Regions from separate parts of the Homo sapiens genome. Here region 2 is linked to region 1. Evidence: chromatin contacts called from ENCODE Hi-C or POLR2A ChIA-PET data. All regions are on one chromosome and are shown on one strand. The core of a region is the stretch at or near the end of the contact, and the rest is flanking DNA. Distances in the headings are between cores, read along the strand shown.

The links. Hi-C counts contacts between places; a loop is a spot of excess contacts on that map. ChIA-PET counts read pairs that join two places held with the same protein, here RNA polymerase II (POLR2A).
Region 2: a loop to region 1 is called in a map of posterior vena cava, with 30 times the contacts of the local background. The contact joins the promoter of FBXW8 here to the enhancer-like site in region 1. A Hi-C loop is called at or near these places in 1 of 168 maps with a recorded cell type or tissue (posterior vena cava). POLR2A ChIA-PET finds 5 or more read pairs at or near these places in 1 of 52 experiments (GM10248).

Annotation. Positions count from the first base shown.
Region 1 is chr12:112,983,528-112,991,227 of GRCh38, forward strand. It overlaps OAS2 (2'-5'-oligoadenylate synthetase 2), which reads left to right. Exons shown (of 10, transcript NM_002535.3): 2 at 3,511-3,781. Among named protein-coding and RNA genes, the nearest start is that of OAS2, 8.9 kb to the left of the region's middle. Within about 2 kb of position 4,829, at least 2 of the 41 ENCODE cell types and tissues checked have a DNase peak (open chromatin) inside an H3K27ac peak, as active enhancers do.
Region 2 is chr12:116,908,177-116,915,876 of GRCh38, forward strand. It overlaps FBXW8 (F-box and WD repeat domain containing 8), which reads left to right and starts at 2,774. Exons shown (of 11, transcript NM_153348.3): 1 at 2,774-3,179. The coding sequence starts at 2,862. It also overlaps the pseudogene RPL36P15. RefSeq lists silencers at 2,602-2,821, 2,982-3,241.

The DNA.
Region 1 (7,700 bases), core at 3,579-6,078:
CTTGCTTTTCTAATTCCTTAAGATGAACCGTTAGGTTGTTTATTTGAAATTGTTCTACTTTTTTTGATGTAAGCATGTATTGCTTCAAACTTTGCTGTATCCCTTAGGTTTTGGTATGTTGTGTTTCCATTTTCATTTGTTTCCAGAAATTTTTTGATTTCCTTTTAAATTTCTTCATCAGCCCAGTGGTTGTCCAGGAGCGTGTTGTTTAATTTTCACGTATTTGTACAATTTCCAAAGTTCCTCTTGTTCCATTGTGGTCTGTATCCATTGTGGTAAGTATCCATTAAGATACCTGACAGTATTTCAATTTTTAAAAATTTGTTGAGCCTTGTTTTGTGACCTACCATAGGGTCTATCCTGGAGAACATTCCCTGTGCTGATAAGAATGTGTATTCTGTAGCTGAATAAATAATCTGCAAATATTCATTAGGTCCATTTGGACTATAATGCAGACTAAGTCCAGTATTCTTTGCTGAATAAATAATCTGCAAATATTCATTAGGTCCATTTGGACTATAATGCAGACTAAGTCCAGTATTTCTTTGCTGATTTTCTGTCTACGTGATCTGCCCAATACCAAAAGTGAGATGAAGTTCCCAGCTATTACTGTATTGGCAGTCTCTCGGTCTCTGTTTAGCTCTAATATTTGCTTTACATATCTCAGTGCTCTACCGTTGGGTGGTCATACATATGTGTATAAATATACATATACATATATATGTCTATATACATATATACACATACTTATATCCTCTGGCTGAATTGATCTCTTGATCATTAATTATAAAATGACCTTCTTTGTCTCTTTTTATGTTTTTGACTTAAAGTCTACTCTGTCTGATATAAGTATAGCTACTCCTGCACACTTTTGGTTTCCATTTGTGTGGAATATTTTTTCCATTCCTTCACATTCAGTCTATATGTATCTTCACAGATGCAGTGAGTTTATTGGAGGCAGCATATAGTTGGACCTTATTTTTTATCCATTCAGCTTGTCTGTATCTTTTAACTAGAGAATTTAAACCGTTGTTAAATTCAGGGTTGTTATTGATAGGTAACAACTTACTCCTGTCATTTTGTTATTTGTTTTGATTGTTTTGTACATTCTTTGTTCTTTTCTTTCTCTTTATTGCCTACCTTTCCAATTGTTGGGGGTTTTGTAATGATAACATTTGACTCCTTTCTCTTTGTCATTTGTGTATCTGCTCTACCAGTGAGTTTTATACTTTTGTGTGTTTTCATGATGGTAGACATCATCCCTTTGCTTCCAGATGTAACACTCTCTTAAGCATTTTCTGTAGAACTAGTCTAGTGGTGATGAATTCCCTCTGTTTTTGCTTGTCTGGGAAAGACTTTGTTTCTCCTTCATTTTTGAAGGATAGCTTTGCTGGGTATCGTATTCTTGTCTGAAAGGGTTTTTTTTTAGCACTTTGAGCATATCATCCTATTCTCTTCTGACCTGTAAGTTTTCTGCTCAGAAATCTGCTATTAGTCTGAGGAGAATTCCCTTATATGTGACTTTATACTTTTGTCTTGCTATTTTCAGAATTATATGTTTGTCTTTGACTTTTGACAGTTTGACTATAATATGCCTGCAGAAGACATTTTGGGGTTGAATCTATTTGAGAATCTTTGAGCTTCCTGTATCTGGGTGTCTAAATCTCTTGTAAGACATGGGACGTTTTCAGCTATTACTTCATTAAATAGATTTTCTATGCCTTTGCCCATCTCTTCTCCTAGATCTTTCCAAATTTAAATATTTGGTTACTTTATGATTACCAATATGGCACATAGGCTTTCTTCACTCATTTTTATTTATTTTTCTCTCCTTTTGTCTGGCTGGATTATTTCAAAAGAACTGTCTTCAAGTTTAGAAATTCTTTCTTCTCCTTGACCTAGTCTATTGTTAAAGCAGTGAGTTGTATTTTTATTTTATTCATTGATTTCTTCAGTTTCAGGAATTCTCTTTGGTTCTTTTTAGCAATATCTATCTCTTTGTTGAGTTTCTCATTCAGAGCATAAATTATTTTCCTGATTTATTTGTATTGTTTATCTGTGTTTTCTTGTATCTTACTGAATTTCTTTAATATCATGGTTTTGAATTTTTCTTAACCATTGCACAGATATCATTTTCTTTGGGATCTGTACTAAAGAATTATTGTGCTCCTTTGGAAGTGCCATGTTTCCCTTGCTTTTTCATGTTTCTGTGTCCTTACATTGATATCAGCACAGCTAATGTAACAGTCACTTCTCCAATTTTATTTATTGACTTTCATAGGGAAAGACATTTTCCTCTGCTGGGCATGATGGCTCATGCCTATAATCCCAGTGACTCAGGAGGCTGAGGTGGGAAGATTGCTTCTGGCAGGAGTTTGAGGTTACAGTGAGATATGATTGTGCCACTATGCTCCAGCCTAGGTGACAGAGCAAGACCCTGTCTCTAAAAAATTAAATAAAAATAAAATAAAAAAGATGTTTTCCTGTAGATGTGTCTATAGTGTTGGTTGAGTGGAGCGCTTTGGCTTTGATTCTGTGTGGGCACAGTTAGTGGAGCCTCCACATGATTTCATTAGCATCAGTGTTGTCTGTGAGCTCCTCAGTGGCTGACAGTGTAGTTGTTAATGGAGTCTGTGGAAAGGCTGTGCTGGGAACAGGGACATCAGGCAGGTTGGTCTTCAAGCACCAGTGGTGACAGCAGTATGCCAGGCATGCTGGTCCTCAGGCCCCCAGGCAGTGTATGTGGGTGTCAATGCTGGTGTGTCCAGGTGGGCAGGGTATCAGACTTCAAGATGACATGTTCGGGTGCCAGTGGTAGCAGCAGTGGACTGAACAGGCAGGTCCTTGGGCCCCCAGGTGGCTTGTTTGGAAGCGGCAGCAGCAGGCCAACCCTCAGGCCCTCAAGTGGTGTACACAGGCATCAGTGATGGCAAGCTGGGTAGGCTGGTCCCCAGGCCCTTGGGAGACACATGTGGTCACTAGTGGCAGGCAGAGTGGGCCCATCCTTAGGCCTCTGGATGGTGTGTGCCTGTGCTGCTGGTGGTAAAGAGGACGGGTTAATCTCCTGGCCCCTGGGCAGCACATGTGGATGCTGGTGGCAGGTGGGGCGAGCCTGTCTTCAGGTTCCCTAATGGTGTGTGCAGGTGCTGGCCGCAGGTGGGACAGTTTTACCCCCATTCCCCCAGATGCGCACAGGCACCAGCAACAATGGCAGGTGAGGCGATCCTATCCTCAGGCCCTGGGACAGTAAGCACAGGTGCTGGTGGCAGGTGGGGCAGTTCAATCCGTTTCTATTGCCAGCGGCCATTTGAGTCACCTCCAGGTTGGGGCTAGTATGAAAAGTGTTACTATGAGCATCCCAATCAGGTCTTTGTGGGGCAAATGGATGCCTGCCACTCAATGTTAAGACCATTTTTGGCTTTTACTTGAGTTGAGAAATACCACTGCCTGCTAGAGATCCCTGTAACCCCAGAATCTAGTGTCTCATATCTGCTTCTTTGTCACTGGCAGGGTGGCTCCTATGGACGGAAAACAGTCTTAAGAGGCAACTCCGATGGTACCCTTGTCCTCTTCTTCAGTGACTTAAAACAATTCCAGGATCAGAAGAGAAGCCAACGTGACATCCTCGATAAAACTGGGGATAAGCTGAAGTTCTGTCTGTTCACGAAGTGGTTGAAAAACAATTTCGAGATCCAGAAGTCCCTTGATGGGTTCACCATCCAGGTGTTCACAAAAAATCAGAGAATCTCTTTCGAGGTGCTGGCCGCCTTCAACGCTCTGAGTAAGCATTGCTGGGTGTCAGGAGAGAAAAGCCAAAGAAGCGGGTGCCAGACAGCTCTGTGCAACCTCTAGGCCATGAGTGGGATAGATACCACTGCTGCTTTAAAAAATGGGAGACCATAGACCCTCAGGAGAGAAGAATCCCTTCTACCCTGGACTCGCTCTCTTCTCTGGAACTAACTTCTCCCCCATACCCTGATTGTCTTTGGAGAAAATGTTCTGGATTCTAGAATCTAAGGCAGAGCCTTTTAAGCCATACTGTACACATAAATCACCTGGAACCTTGTTAAAATGCAGATCCTGACTCAGGAGGTCTGAGTTAGAGCCCAGGATTTCATATTTCTAGCCAGCTCCATGATGAGCTGCTGGTCCGCAGATCATGCTTGCAGGTTTTGACCAGAGTCAGTGTTGGTTAGAGTAAGAGGATGAGGCAGACATCTGGGAAAAGTCCAGCTGGGGCAAGCATTTGAAGTCTGCCTTCCTACCAGGTCAAAATCAAGGCAACGACCTTCCATAGATAACTATCAAAGCTTGAGGGGGTGCCTTGAACCCAACTCCTAAATCCCTAAGACCTGCCCACCTCTTGTGTCTCCTGTCTCAGCAAACATTCCCACACTCTTGCATATTGTTAAAGTAACCTCTGCTTACCAGGCTTCTGGTTTAATAAAAGATGGCTAGAGTGACTCCATCTTAAAGCAAGTAGCTAGGCACTCAAAAGGAACCTACAGGCTTAATACTTGGGTCTGAAAATAGCCACAGTCTAAGCTGACCACCAATTATAATTGCAGAATATTTAAGGCCATACAAAACATCTCCCACTAAGCCTACAAAATGTCCAGGTGTCCTAAAAGTTCAGCCCACTTAAAGGCAGCATTAATGAGCAGGTTTAGGTTGAAGGATTAATGGTCATCAATACCACTGTTAAGAAGAAAATTCTTGGCCAAATTGAATTTAATGGAGTTTAACTGAGCAGACAATTCACAAATCTAGAAGCCTCCTGAGCCAGAGTAGGTTCAGAGAGTCTTGAACACAGCCACGTGGTGGAAGAAGATTTATGGACAGGAAAAGGAAAATGATGTACTGAAAATGAAAGTGAGGTACAGAAACAGCCAGACTGGTTATAGCTCAGCATTGGCCTTATTTGAACGAGATTTGAACAGTTGGCCACCTTTGATTGGCCGAAACTCAGTGATTGGCACAAGAGTAGGTTGCAGTCTGTTTACACATCCTTTTAGGTTATAGTTCACCATGTACAGAGAAATTTTAGGCCAAACTTAAAATATGTAAGGAGGCAGCTTTAGGCTAAACTTGATTTAACAGCACCAATACCCCCTACCTTTAGTGAGCACATCTGCACATTCCAATTTTAATGACAGCTCCTTAGAATTTCTTATCAACGAAGACACTAACAAAGAATGGCGCATTCCTCCTTCTCCTTTCTGAGGATGCCCTACCCTGTAACAAAGTCGTTTCTAATAAATTTGCTTCTTTCACCATACTCTGTACCTGCCTTGAATTCTTTCCTGCATGAGATCCAAGAACCCTCTCTTGGGATCTGAATCAGGACCCTCTTTTCCAGCAACGCTATCACCTGTAAACCAAAAGTATCTGAGACAGGTCTCAATCTATTTAGAAAGTATATTTGCCAAGGTGAAGGATGTACCCATGACACAGCCTCAGGAAGTTCTGATGACATGTACCCAAAGTGCTCAGGGTACAGCTTGGTTGTATACGTGGTATGGTTTGGCTGTGTCCCCACCAAATCTCATCTTGAATTGTAGCTCCCACAATTTCCACATGTCATGGGAGGGACCCAGTGGGAGGTAATTGAATCATGGAGGCAGGTATTTCCCATGCTGTTCTCATGATAATGAATAAATCTCACGAGATCTGATGGTGTCATAAAGGGGAGTTCCCCTGCACAAGCTCTCTCTGGCCTCCCACCATGTAACATGTCCCTTGCTCTTCCACCATGATTGTGAGGCCTCCCCAACCATGTGGAACTGTGAGTCAATCAAACCTCTTTCCTTTATAAACTACTCAGTCTCAGGTATGTCTTTATTAACAGCATGAGAACAGACTAATACAATACATTTTAGGGAGACATGAGACATCAATCAATGCAGGTAAGATGTACATTGGTTTGGTTTGGAAAGGCAGGACAACTCAAAGTGGGGGCTTCCAGGTCATTGGTAGATTTAAAGATTTTCTGATTGGCAATTGATGGAAAGAGTTATCATCAATAGAAGGGAATGTCTGGGTTATGATGATAAAGGGTTGTGGAGACCAAAGTTTTATCATGCAGCTGAAAACTCCAGGTAGCAGACTTCAGAGAGAATAGATTGTAAATGTTTCTTATCAGACAAGAGCCTGTTCTATCACTAATTCCAAAAGAGAGGGAGGTATCATGAGGCATGTCCAGCTCCTCCTTCCCATCATGGCCTGAACTGGTTTTTCAGGTCAACTTTGGAATGCCTTTGCTGAGAGGAGAGGTCCATTCAGATGACTGGGGGTGCTTAGAATTTTGTTTTTGGTTTATATACCTAAGCCAGGATTGTATCTCCAGCTCCCCCACCTCCTCACTCACAGCCCATCACTAAGTCCTGCCAGTTCTGCCTAACTTGCTCCTAAATCTGCATCATTTCTCTCCCTTCCCACTGCTACTTCCCTAGTCAACGTCACCACCAGGGATGGGGCAATGGCTTCCTAATTGTCTCCCTGCCTCCTGTCTCACTCCACCCTGCAGCTGGTGCTCTCTTTCCATGCACAAATATTGTGTCACACACTCTGCCTCTAATGGCTTTTCACTGCATTTAGGAAGTTGACCAAAAAGGCCAAACTCTGTAAAATATTTTAAGAGGTTTTTTCTGAGCCAAATATGAGGACCATGACCTGTGACACAATCTCAGTAGTTCCTGAGAACGTGTGCCCCAGGTGATTAGGTTACAGCTTGATTTGTATACATTTTAGGGGGACAGAATTTACAGGCAGAAACGTAAATCAGTACACATAAGATGTGCATTGATTCAGCCTGGAAAGGCAAAATGTCTCAAAGCAGGGTCTTCCAGGTCATAGATGGTTATAAAGATTTCCTGATTAGCAGTTAGTTGAAGGAGTTCAGCTTAAGAAAAGGGGAGTTGTGGAAGACAAGGTTCTTATTATGTAGATGAAGCCTCCAGGTAGCAGGCTTCAAGGAGAATAGGTGGTAAATGTCCCTTATCAGACCTTAAAGATGTCAGACGATTAGTTAAAATCTCTCCTGAATCAGGAAAAGATCTGGAAGGGGAAGGGGATTCTCCACAGAATGTGAATTTTTCCACAGGACACAGCTTTGCAGGGCCATTCCAATATATGTCAAAGAAATATATTTTGGGGTAAAATACTTTTGATTTCCTTTAGGGCCTGTTATCTGTCAGGTGATGCCAGAGTTAGGCTGGAATTTGGTGTCATACTGCTACAAAGAGTCTGTTCTGTCAGTCTTGGGGTCTCTATTTTAATGTTAGTGTTTGTCGATTGTGCCTGAATTCCAAAGGGAGGAGGGTATAATGAGGTGTCTGAGCTCCCCCTTCCCATCATGACCTGAGCTAGTTTTTCAGGTTTCTTTGGGGGTTCCCCTTGGCCAAGAGAGGGGTTCATTCAGTAGGTTGGGAAGGCTTAGAATTTTATTTTTGGTTTACAAGGATAAGGATCAAACTCCTCAGCAGGACAGGACTTTGATGATCTGGCAGCCCCTACTTACTTACCTCTCCAGCTGTACCACTCACCACCAACTAACTCTCTATGCTTCAGCCACTCTGGCCTTCCCTGAGCTCCTCAAACCCACATGATGCTAGCTCAACTTGAGACTTTGGCCTATACTGTTCCTTTGCCTGGAATATACTTCCCCCAGCCTTTTATTTTTGGATAACTCCAACTCATCC
Region 2 (7,700 bases), core at 1,524-4,023, 3.9 Mb after region 1:
GTAAGTATGACCTTTGGATTTCACATGGAAGGCACATGGGATGAATGGGATGCTAGCGGAATGGGGAAAAATTAGCTCGTTTTTATTTTTATTACAATAATATTTATTGGCAGCAGCCACTGATGAGCAGCAGCCATGTTTCTGTGGTCTCCCATGTCTGTGGGTCTCAGTGAGGGCCACAAGGTGAGGACCAAGAATGTGAGCAAGCATGGCCACTGCTGCCACCGCAGGCACCCCACCAAGCACAGAAAGTTCGTGTGGGACATGATGTGAGAGGTGTGTGGCTTTGTTCTATATAAGTGATGCACCTTGGAATTGTTCAAGGTCTCCAAGAAAAAGTGGACCCTCAAGTTCATCAAGAAGAGAGCGGGGACACACATCTGCACCATAAGAAGTGAGAGGAGCTGGGCAATATCTTGACCTCCAGGAAGCGAATGGCTGCCAAGAAGAACTGAGACTTCTTCCCCTTCTGTGTATAATAAAACCTTTACGGAAAAAAAAGAGAATGCTTACTTGTATTGGATGCTTATGTTCCATCTTGCATCACTTCACTCATCTTTTACCTTAGTCACTGCTGTAGCAACTGGCTTTGTGCACGTGTAACCTGACAGTCGTTCCTGTTAGCTGCACAGTGTACCTCCTGCTTTTTGCCCCAGAGCATCTCTGCTGCCTTGGTACGGAACATCCATGATAATCCGTTTACTTATACCCAATCTAGAAGTGGGAGGTTGTTAAAGCTCCTTGGCTTAGCCTTTCTCTAGTAGGGGATGAGAGTCACTGGACAAATGCTTTCCTCTTCTGGCTCTTATCTCTTGGGAGGACAATTCTGAGCTGTGTTCTAAGGCTCCTTAGAAGGTGCTAATGGAATGAGCCTAAATTGCCACAGTAGGACCAACTCAGAGATGCTCTTTCTTTTTTTTGTTTTTTTGAGACAGAGTCTCGCACTGTCGCCCAAGCTGGAGTGTAGTGGTGTGAATATACGCCCAACCATATACTCTAATTTTCTACAGTGAAGGTTGTCCAAGCCTGGTTTCCCACAGTAAGCAAGCCTGAGCCCTGGGTTTGTAGGCAGCTAGTTTATTTACAGAAGTGATTCTAGAGAAGAGGCCTGAGAGACTAAGAAGAGTTAGACAAGGAATAAGGGACAGTTAATTGCAAGAGCATCTTTGAGCCTGGAGTGGTGGCTCACACCTGTAACCCCAGCACTTTGGGAGGCTGAGGTGGGTGGATCACTTGAGGTCAGGAGTTCAAGACTAGTCTGGCCAACATGGTGAAACCCTATCTCTACTAAAAATACAAAAACTTAGCCAGGTGTGGTGGCGGGCACCTGTAGTCCTAGCTACTCAGGAGGCTGAGGCAGGAGAATGGCGTGAACCCGGGAGGCGGAGCTTCCAGCGAGCCGAGATCGCGCCACTGCACTCCAGCCTGGGCAACAGAGCGAGACTCCGTCTCAAAAACAAAACAAACCAAACAAACAAACAAACAAAAAACCATTTATTGAGCATGTATTAATCACCAGTCTCAAAGCTAAGAGTTGCCAATCTAGAAGGGAAGGGATATATATATATACATAAAAATAAAATTACAAATTGTGTTATGTATTATGATGAGAAGTACAGGATGCTGTGAGAATGAGTAACAGGGATACCTGATGTTTCTTGAGTGGAGGTTGGAAGATTAAGTGAAATGTGAGTTGAGATATGAAAGATGTGTAGGAGTTAACCAAGTCAAGGTGGGGGGAAAAGTTCCCTGCTGAGGGAATATCAGGTGCAAAGAAAACATTTTTAAGTGGAACGCCATCGTATGTCATTTTCTTTCCCATCTTAAAGCCCTTGGATTTCCTTCTGGAAATCTCTCTCCTAAGATCTGACCTTCCCTTGGCTGGTTTCTCTTTCAGATTTTTAAAAAAAAATTTTTATTTCCACAGGTTATTGGGAACAGGTGGTATTTGGTTACATGAGTAAGTTCTTTAGTGGTGATTTGTGAGATTTTGGTGCACGCATCACCCGAGCAGTATACACTGAACCCAAGTTATAGTCTTTTATCCCTCCCCACCTTCCCACCCTCCCCTCGTCCCCCTCCCCTGTTCCAAAGTCCCATAAGTCATTCTTATGCTTTTGCATCCTCGTAGCTTAGCTCCCACTTATATGTGAGAACATACGATGTTTGGTTTTCCATTCCTGAGTTACTTCACTTAGAATAATAGTCTCCAATCCCATCCAGGTTGCTACGAATGCCATGAATTCATTCCTTTTTTATGGCTGAGTAGTATTCCACCATATGTATATATCAGTTTCTTTATCCACCTGTTGATTCTCTTTTAGATTTTAATTTAAATAACATCTTAAACAGACTTTCACTATCAATCCTTACTCCCCTTACCTTACCTTATTTTGTTTTCTTCCTAATACCTATCACTGATTTAAATGTTCATATTTCTTTGTTTAAAGTCTCCCTACTTAAACGCATGCTCCAAGACGTCAGAGTTTTTGTTTTGTTTTACAGATTTAAATGCTGAATTCTTGGTGCCTGGCATATAGTAGTTGCTGAATGAATGTTTGTTGAATGAAGGAACAATGCTTGGCGCAAAGTCAGAGCTTAGCAAAAGTGATAGGCAGCAGAGCTGACGGGCTGAGGGGCAGCTGCGTAAACCTCTGCTTTGGGCGCCACAAGCCACAAGCCGGACCACCACGTGCGTACAGGGGCAGCGCCGGGGGCGTGGCGGGGGCGTGGACGCCCACCCGGAACCCTAGAGCGGCGGCGGCAGCGGCTTCCGGCCGCGGCGGACACTTCCCTGGGCGGGACTGTCTCGTGGCACCCGGTGGAACCGAGGAGAACGTGGAGCGCCGGGAGCGGCGAATATGGACGACTACAGCCTGGATGAGTTCCGTCGGCGCTGGCAGGAGGAGCTGGCGCAGGCCCAGGCGCCGAAGAAGCGGCGACGGCCCGAGGCTGCCGAGAGGCGGGCTCGGCGGCCGGAGGTGGGCTCCGGGCGCGGCGAACAGGCCTCGGGGGACCCGGCGCTGGCCCAGCGTCTCCTGGAGGGCGCGGGGAGGCCCCCGGCGGCGCGGGCGACTCGGGCCGAGGGGCAGGACGTAGCGAGCCGCTCACGTTCTCCTCTGGCCCGCGAGGGCGCCGGGGGCGGGGAGCAGCTGGTGGACCAGCTCATCCGCGACCTGGTGAGTGGCCGTCGCCTCCCCCCCGCCCATGCCTGCGCCGGCCCCCGCCCCCAGGACAAACCCCTGCAGTGATTTGGAGAGTAACTGTGTGCCACTAGTTGCCCGAGAAAATGAGTAGACGCACAAACACCAATGTTTGTGCTTGCATAGGGGTCTTTCTGGAAGCAGCACTTCCCAACCAGGGCGATTTTGTTCCCCCAGATGTGGCAGTGTCTGCAGACATTTTTGGGTGCCTCATCGGGGTGTGTATGTGTGCATGTTACTGGGCATCTAGTGGGTAGAGGCCAGAGATGCTCCTGAACATCCTACAGTGTACAGGACACCACGCACAAAAAAATTATCCAGGACAAAATATCAGTAAGTGTGGGGTTGAGAAATCCTGCTCTTGAAGGCTACCTAAACTTTGAACAAAGGTTGCCTTTGAAAAGGAGGACCCAGATGATGGATAGGAAGTAATTTTACCTTTGTATACTGTTTGCACTATTTAATTTTTGTAACCGTGCACGTATTCAAAAAAATTATCTCAGAAAAAAAGGAAGAAGAGGAGGAAGAATCTCCTGGGCACTTTCATTAGGATAGAGTTTCTTATCTTTTTGTGGGGCGTGGATACCTTGGAGAATCTGGAGGAAGCTGGGGACCCTGTGTCCGTTAAAAATAATCCCCTTCAGAAAGTTGGGAAAATCAAGAACACCTGAAATGCATCCGTGGCTCCCAGGTTAAGAGGACAAGGCTCCAGGTTCTAATGGTTTGATTTAAATTAGGCCCAAAGGAAGTCCCTACAGCTTTACAATTGGGAACCCACTTTTTTTTTTCCTGTTTTTTTTTTTTTTTCTTTCTTTCTTTCTTTTCTGAGACAGGGTCTTGCTCTGTTGCCCAGGCTAGAGTGTACTGTTGCTCTCCCGGCCCACTGCAGCCTCAAACTGCCTGGCTCAAGCCATCCTCTTCCCTCAGCATCCCGCGTAGCTGGGACTACACGCATGCGCCACCACACTCAGCTAATTTTTTAAATTTTTTGGTAGAGACAAGGTCTCCCTGTATTGCCCAGTCTGGTCTCAAACTCCTGGGCCCAAGTGATCCTCCCAATTGAGAATCATTCTTTTTTTTTTTTTTTTTTTTTGAGACGGAGTCTCGCTCGCTCTGTCGCCCAGGCTGGAGTTGCAGTGGCGCGATCTCGGCTCACTGCAAGTTCCGCCTCCTAGGTTCACGCCATTCTCCTGCCTCAGCCTCCCCAGTAGCTGGGACTAACAGGCGCCCACCACCACGCCCGGCTAATTTCTTTTTGTATTTTTAGTAGAGATGGGGTTTCACTGTGTTAGCCAGGATGGTCTCGATCTCCTGACCTCGTGATCCGCCCGCCTCGGCCTCCCTAAGTGCTGGGATTACAGGCGTGAGCCACCGCGCCCGGCCGAGAATAATTCTTTTAAGTGGCAAGCTGTTTCAAGAAATAATGGCCTATTATTTTATGTAATATGTAGTTTACTCAAATAGCATTAATAGCTACTATTTGAGTTTTTACCAAGTGTTTAGTCCTGTGCTCTGCCCTAATTCGAATATAACAATCCTGTGAGGTAGATTTTAACTCTCCTTTTACAAATGAAGAAACTCAGAGATTCTCTGTAACTTGCCCAGCATTACCCCACTGATAGATTCTGGGGATTGAATTTGGATCCAGGTCTTTTCAACTCCAAGTTTCACCACGTGAACTTGAGTTGGCATAAGAATCACTTGAGGCTTGGTTATAATATAGGTTCTGGGCCCTCCCCAGACCTGCTAACTCCATCACCAGGGAAGGGGCCCTGAAATCTGATGACTGGTATGATCAGGCAAGTTTAAGACATTATACTCTACTGTATAGCCTCCTTTGGTTTAAGGTCCTGATTCTCAAGGCTTTCCATTTGTAACACCTTAGAGGTATAGGCATTGATGCCAAAAATAGTAAAGAAGCAAATCATGTACAGTTGACCTTTGAACAACCTGGGGGGTTAGGAGAACTGACCTCCTTGCAGTCAAAAATCTGTGTATAACTTTTGACTCTCCCAAAACTTAACTACGAATAGCCTACTGTTGACCAGAAGCCTTATAGATAAGTCAGTTAACACATATTTTGTATCTTCTGTGTGTTATATACTGTAGCATTATAATAAAGTAAGCTAGAGGAGAAAGTGTCATTAAGAAAATTATAAGAGAAAATGTATTTACTATTCATTAAGTGAAAGTGGCTCATCACAAAGGCCATCATTCTCATTGCCTTCATGCTGGGTAGGCTGCTGCTGCTGCTACGAAGGAGGGATTGGTCTTGCTGTCATAGTGGTGGCAGAGGTGCAAGGAGAGGCAGGCACATTCGATGCAACGTTTATGGAAAAAACCTGCATACAAGTGGACCCACGCGGTTCAAACCCATGTTGTTCAAGGGTCTGTAGTATTCTGAAAATAGAAGGGACCTGCATACTGGAGAATCTGGAGGGTACATCTGAATCTATTTCATGTTGTTGGAAAAGGCCTTCCCTGTCTTCCTGGAATTCATTTCCCTGGTCTCCTCTGCCCCCTTCAGAATCACCACATTAGGTACTACTAGGTTCTCTATGAGTAGCATACAACTTTTGGGGCACCTCTAATTTTAAAGAGGACTTTGTAGGCCAGGTGTGGTGGTACACACCTGTAATCCCACCACTTTGGAGGCCAAGCCAGGAGGATTGCTTGAGCCCAGGAGTTCAAGACCAGCCTGGGCAACATAGTGAAACCCTGGTTCTACAAAAAATTTAAAAAATTTAGCTAGGTGTGGTGGTGCACCCCTTTAGTTCTAGCTACTTGGGAGGCTGAGGTGGGAGGATCGCTTGAACCCAGGAGGCTGAGGCTGCAGTGAGCCATGATTGCACCACTGCACTCCAGCCTGGGTGACACAGCAAGACCCTGTCAAAAGCAGGCAAAAAGCAAACTTTGTGGCTGGGCAAGGTGGCTCATGCCTGTAATCCTAGCACTTTGGGAGGCTGAGGTGGGTGGATGGATCTCTTGAGCTCAGGAGCTCAAAACCAACCTGGGCAACGTAGAGAAACCCCATCTCTACAAAAATTGGCCAGCGTGGTGGCATGTTCCTGTAGTCCTCACTACCTGGGAGGCTGATGTGGGAGGATTGATTGAGGCCAGGAGGTCGAGGATGCAGTGAGCCGGGATCACACCACTGCACTCCGGCCTAGGTGACAGAGCGAAACCCTGTCTCAAAAAAAAAAAAAAAAAAAAAGGCTGGGCCTGGTGGCTCATACCTGTAATCCCAGCACTTTGGGAGGCTGAGGTGGGCAGATCACCTGAGGTCAGGAGTTCGAGACCAGCCTAACCAACAAGGAGAAACTCTGTCTCTACTAAAAATACAAAATTAGCCAGGCATGGTGGTGGGTGCCTGTAATCCCAGCTACTCAGGAGGCTGAGGCAGGAGAATCTCTTGAACCCAGGAGGCGGAGGTTGTGGTGAGCCGAGATCGTGCCATTGCACTCCAGTCTGGGCAACAAGAGCAAAATTCCATCTCAAAAAATAAAAAATGAAAACAAGACTTTGCAATCATTAGTAACACTGCTATAAATAAAGTTATAATTCATTGTGTGCGTAAACTGTCTCCTTGGTACTGTCTTAAGGGTTTAGAGACATTATCGTCTTCATTTCTCCCAACAACTCTCTCCAGTGGCTATTTTCAACTAATCTGTAGATGAGCATTAGGAAAGTAACTGATTTTTAGATAATAAACCTACTCCTTCTCTCCAGGCTGATAAATGATGACAAGGTTTATGGAAAAGGCTTGGATTCCTGTGTCAGTGGTTGCAAGCCCCAGAGCCCACAGGGCTAAGGCAGGTAATGCACGTGAGTGAGGTAGGCTGGGTGTTGCACATTAGGTCTTTTCTCCCAGCTCATCAGGTGTTTTTATGTGTTCTGGTCATAGCTTTATAATTCGTTTCATAGTGGCAGCTGTTCTTTTTGTCACAATTAAACATGTAGGAATTGTCTTTAAACATGGCCATCTTGGTCTTGTTTTCCCACTTTTAAAAGTTTTTAAGCTCAAACTATGTATTGACCTTTACAAGGGCCTAAATACACAGCTTGATGAATTTTCAAGTGTACACATCCATGTAAACAGCAGCCAGGTCACAGGGCAGCATCACCAGCATGTCAGAACCACCTCCCCTGCCCTGTGTTCCCTTCCACCCAAGGGTAACCACTCACCTGACTTCTCTTCCACCCAGGGGTAACCACTCACCTGACTTCTCTTCCACCCAAGGGTAACCACTCACCTGACTACTTTTTTTTTTTTTTTTTTTTTTTTTTTTGGGAGATAGAGTCTTACCCTGTAACCTAGGCTGGAGTGCGGTGGCATGATCTTGGCTCACTGCAACCCTGACTTCCCGGGTTCAAGTGATTCTTGTGCCTCAGCCTCCTTAGTAGCTGTGACTACAGGCATGCACCACCACGGCCTGCTCATTTTTGTATCTTTGGTAGAGATGGGGTTTCACTATGTTGGCCAGGCTGGTTTTGAAC